Linked DNA regions of Homo sapiens: region 1 is linked to region 2. The links are chromatin loops, found by intact Hi-C in ENCODE. Cell type or tissue: CD4-positive, alpha-beta T cell. All regions are shown on one strand.

Region 1 (2,500 bases), 190 kb before region 2:
TTGATTTTTGTGCTGTGGGATCTTTGTTCTTTCCCTTTTCACAATAAAACCTTACCACTTTTCAGTTTTTGGGTCTGCACTACTTTTAAGCATTGTAATGCTCACTACGATGGTCTGCAGCTTCAGTCCTTAAGTCAGCGAGACCACGAACCCACCAGAAGGAAGAAGCAACTGCAGGCACGCCACCCTTAGGAGTTGTAACACTCACTGCAAAGGTTTACGACCTCACTCCTGAAGTCAAGTGAGACCACGAACCCACCGGAAGGAAGAAACTCTGGACGCATCTGAACAGCAGAAGGAACAAAGTCCAGACACACCATCTTTAAGAACTGTAATGCTCACCGTGAGTATCCGCGGCTTCATTCTTGAAGTCAGAGCAGGAACCCACTGGAAGGAGCCAATTCTGGACACAGTAGACTGGCAGGAACCAATGCCAGACACAGTAGCAATGAGGTTATTCATTGCCCGAAATCCAGATCTTGGTTTCTATATACCATTTTTCACTGATGTACTGTAGCTTCATGAAGCAATGGTGATTCTAGGTTTAGGGTAGGAATAGTATAAAATGGGACTGAAATATCTTTTGTGAGAAAGTGAAGTGCACAAAAACTGTTGGGAACTTATCAAAGGACATAGAAACCTGTTTGTGGCCGGGTGCGGTGGCTCACTTCTGTAATCCCAGCCCTTTCGGAGGCCGAGGGAGCGGATCACTTGAGGGACAGGAGTTCAAGACCAGCCTCACTAAGGCATAGTGGTGTGTTCTTGTAATCCCAGATACTCAGGAGGCCGAGACAGGAGGATCACTTGAACCCGGAATGCGGAGGTTGCAGTGAGCTGAGATCGCATCCACTGCACTCCAGCCTGGAGACTTTGTCAAAAAAAGAAAAGAGAGGGAGCAGTGTGAAAGGGCTCCAACTGACCAAATTTTAAATAATTTGAGCATCAACATAATAATAACAGTAATTATTTGTAAAGGAATCCATGAGTTCATCGTGATAAAATGAGACGGCAGGGAAAAGAAAGGGTATTCTTTGCAGGAAATGGCAACTAATAAATGTAGAAATGTGCTTCAGTTTCCTCACCTGTTAAATGGAGATAATTGTACCTAACTCACAGGGTTGTTATGCGGGGTAATGAATTAATACGTGTTAAAACACTATGTTGGCCGTTATTATATTGCCGCGTGGAAGACAATGTGTCACCTAGTATCTCACTTAAGACTACAGACGGGATTCAGAGTGACGACCACAGAGGTGTGGAAACCTCCGGCCTTCCTAGAAGGAACACAGCCGGAACCGCTGTTTCGCGGAGAGCGGGCCGCGGTGACGCATTTCCGGCCTTTGTAGTTTATCATTCTTTGGGCTGCGGTTGTCAAGGATTCAGAGCAGATGTGATCTGCGCTAGGTGGCATCTCCTCTCACGGATGCCTCGGTGAGCTTCGGAGTCGGGCTACCGCTGAGGGGCTTCGGAAGGGCCAGTCTGTGCACTGCGACCTGGACTGGGTGTGGGGATTTGGCGGCAGGGTCTTCTTGGCCAGAGATGGGCCGGGCAGGTGAAGGGCAGAGGAGGTTGCTCCGCAGCCTGGAAGGGCTTTGTTAACCAAAAGTCAGCGTCGTTGCCCCTACCCCTTTCCCCCACCCTATGTCTGTTCCTGAGCTCTTCAACCTCTCTGCCCTGTACTGATGGCACTCTGAACTCTCCGTATCTGCATCTTAGGATTCAAATAGATTCGGATATGAAGAAATGTTTGTATTTTCCGATGTCTTATTCTCTACTGTGGACTTATTTTAAAGAATGAGCAGGGATAGTTTTAAACTATGCCACAGCCTTTCTTAGTCTAACTCACATAGTATAAAGGCTCTTGCTGCTATCGAATTTTTTAAAAGAATAAATAGCATCTACTATGTGCCAGCCCAGCACTGTTCTAAGCACTTTACAAATATTATCTGCTTCTCATAACTCTATGAGATAGACACTATTATTATGTAGACTACACCCCACCTCTCTGTCCCGCCCCTTTTTAAAATTAACATACAAGAAGAAAATGAAGTTAGTAACTTGCCCAAGGTCGTAGAGCGAGTAAGGGGTGTAGGCAGGATTCAAATACAGGCAATTTGGCTCCAGACTCCATTTTCTTAAAACCTTTGCTATGCTAACTCCACTCTGTTCCTATATTAGCTTTACAGCTATAACCCGGGAAGTTACTTCGCTCATTTGAATCCCGTCCTTCTTTTGTACCTCAGTAGTCCTGGGCTTCTAGTTAGGATTTGATTGGAGAGAATATATCTGAAGACGTATATCTTTCAGTGTTTCTGCAAACCTGATGAAACAGCCGTTTTATTGGTTTGTGTGCATGTTTTCACCCACTCATCTTGTTCTTTGAGCAATAGAAAAAGATTACAGTCTTGGCCCTAAGGGAAAGTAGCAACTATTAATTAAACTACCATTGTACCAAAATTGTACATTATCTTATTAAAAGATTAATTTGCATGTTTATATG
Region 2 (2,500 bases):
AACAAACAAAAACAACCAAAAAATGTTATTAATGCCTGAGTCCCATCCTGTGACATTCTGATTTAATTGATCTTGGTTGCAGCCTAGGTATCAGGATGTTTTAAAAGCTCCCCAGTGATTCTGTGTGACACAGAGTGTGAAAACTGCTAACTTAACTTATTTCTGTAAATATTTGGATCTAGAAAAGTACTTAGATTCAAGTTCACTTATAAGGATACTTCATGGGCAGTGCCCCCTACCTTCTGTGGTAGCTCATCAAGAGAAAGATATTTTGTAGTATTTTTCATTTGCAACAGTCTTTGGGACTTCTCATTTTCTTAAGTTATGTTATTTCTTAATCCTTGGAATGTAGAGGCATAGGCAAAGAAAGAAAAACTCAAGAAAGTACTGACATGATATTTTTTCCCCTCATAAACTACTGAACTTGCATTTTGTAGCTTCTCCATTCCACTGGGCAGAAAGGGGCTTACTGAAGTGTCCAGTCAAATAACTTACAGTCAATTATGGCTTAAAATCGAGTCCCATCTAGTTCAAAGAATTCTCAGGGCTTTCTTCTATTATAGGATAGGCCTAGTTTATCACATGCCAGGCACTGTTCTAAGCACTTTACACAAGAGTGCTCACAACATTATCTAATCCCTAGTAATGCCTACAACATCCCTATCTACTATTACTTTCCCTATTTACAGATTGGAAAAGTCGGGCACAGGGAGGGTAAGCCAGGATTACACAGGTAACCTGGCTACCTGCGTATCTAGCCACTGTGCTTGACTGTGATTGGGGGCTGGGAAGAAACAGGAAGGAAGAAAGCAGAAGAGAATGGGGTCCCTGAAGCCAGAGACTAGAGAGTTTCTGGAGGTGGAGAGCAGCATAAGCCTGATTGCCAGAGAAGCAGCCATGGAATGTGCAAAGTGGTGAGTGGGGGAGTGGGACAGTGTGTTGAGGATTAGTGGGAGGTGAGGGCTACAGTCAGGGTCGGGAGGAGTAGTCTGGCCTTAAGGAGGAGGAAAAAAAGTGACAGATTAAGGGGGTGAGTGGGGAAGGACCAAGGGCAGCCACTGCTCGCTCCAGGCAAGTGCCTGGTGATGTGTTCTGCTGCTTTGATGTTTCTGAGAGAGACTAAAGGTCCCCCTGCCAGGGTTCTTGGGGCTCTGGGGAACCCCTGCTTTCCAGCTCAATTTTAGTGTCAATTTTATGCCAGCTGCTTAAGCAAGCTTTACATAGGAAAGAAATATGAGCCGCAGCGGCATCCTTCCAGGATTTAAAGGCTCAGTCCTATTTCTTATGATCCAAGGTCTGTCATCCTTTCCTTCTCTATCCCTTAACTGCCTTCCCTTGCGTGGAGGTAAGGACAGGGTAGCTAATGGGTTAATTCGGAGACAACCACCGAGAGAAGCTTCCTAGAGCGCCCAGGAAGTGGCCTTAGTTCCCATCGAGACTTCCTGTGCCCCAGCCTCAACTTCCCTCCTATGTCTGGAGAGTGATCACTTTCACTCCCAAAGACATCCTTTGGTGATACTTACTGTGGGATTCAGAGTGGGGTGCAGAGGACGACCCTGCAAAGGCACGGACTATAAGAGAGATCTGTGCAGCTGCGCCTCAGGGGGTGTCCTGGGCCCCTGGGCATGACAGGAGGGGGACCACTTGCAGTTCTACTGGAAAATTTACCACCCTTCCAGAATCCTCTGAAGATATACAGGTCGCAACTAGAGTGAGACCCGAGTACTGCCTTGGGTCAGAATGGCTAGAGAACCGAGAAAAAACGCAGCCCTGGACGCCCAGTCTGCAGAAGACCAGACGGGGCTCCTGACCGTGAAGGTGGAGAAGGAGGAAGCCTCCGCCTTGACGGCGGAGGTGAGAGCACCCTGCAGCCCTGCTCGGGGCCCCGAACGCTCCCGCCAGCGCTTCCGAGGCTTCCGCTACCCGGAGGCTGCGGGCCCCCGCGAGGCGTTGAGCCGGCTCCGAGAACTCTGCGGACAATGGCTGCAGCCTGAGATGCACAGCAAGGAGCAGATCCTGGAGCTGCTGGTGCTGGAGCAGTTCCTGACCATCCTGCCGGGGAATCTGCAGAGCTGGGTGCGGGAGCAGCATCCAGAGAGCGGGGAGGAGGTGGTGGTGCTATTGGAGTATTTGGAGAGGCAGCTGGATGAGCCGGCGCCGCAGGTAGAAAGAACAGGTTTAGTATCTGAGCGCTGTGGTCTGTTTCCTCCTGAAATCCCAGATCGGAGCGAGGGGCATTCCTTTAAGGTCCAGGAGTTCTTCATCTCTTTTTGTACTGTGAACCTCCTTGGCAGTAAGGTGAAGTCCCTGGACTCCTTCTCAGAATTATATTTTTAAATATATAAAGAAACTATAAAGGATTACAAAAGAACACAACTATATTGACATACAGTTAGCAAAGAATTAAATTTGTATTAAAGTCATATATGTGGATTTTTATTACTGCACTAAATAATAAGACCTAGGGACAGGGCTTATAATTGGCAATTTCAAAATGGCG

What was found. A loop is a pair of places that touch in the nucleus more often than their neighbours do. Peaks named below come from ENCODE experiments on the same cell type or tissue, not always from the same donor. Only the 100,000 strongest peaks of a DNase experiment are listed, where the experiment ranks them.
Region 1: a loop joins it to region 2, with 3 times the contacts of the local background. A loop is called at or near these places in 6 of 110 quality-filtered maps.

The regions. Positions count from the first base shown.
Region 1 is chr6:28,442,330-28,444,829 of GRCh38, reverse strand. ZSCAN23 (zinc finger and SCAN domain containing 23) reads left to right here and starts at 1,339. Exons shown (of 4, transcript NM_001012455.2): 1 at 1,339-1,431. RefSeq lists enhancers at 1,157-1,236, 1,407-1,456, 1,030-1,540. In CD4-positive, alpha-beta T cell, no CTCF peak of the experiment used is centred here; a DNase peak (open chromatin) is centred at 1,329; H3K4me3 peaks cover 1,160 bases; H3K27me3 peaks cover 766 bases.
Region 2 is chr6:28,251,221-28,253,720 of GRCh38, reverse strand. It overlaps ZKSCAN4 (zinc finger with KRAB and SCAN domains 4), which reads left to right and starts at 1,452. Exons shown (of 5, transcript NM_019110.5): 1 at 1,452-2,163. The coding sequence starts at 1,741. RefSeq lists enhancers at 1,644-1,693, 1,824-1,893. In CD4-positive, alpha-beta T cell, no CTCF peak of the experiment used is centred here; DNase peaks (open chromatin) are centred at 1,420 and 1,850; H3K4me3 peaks cover 1,697 bases; H3K27ac peaks cover 600 bases.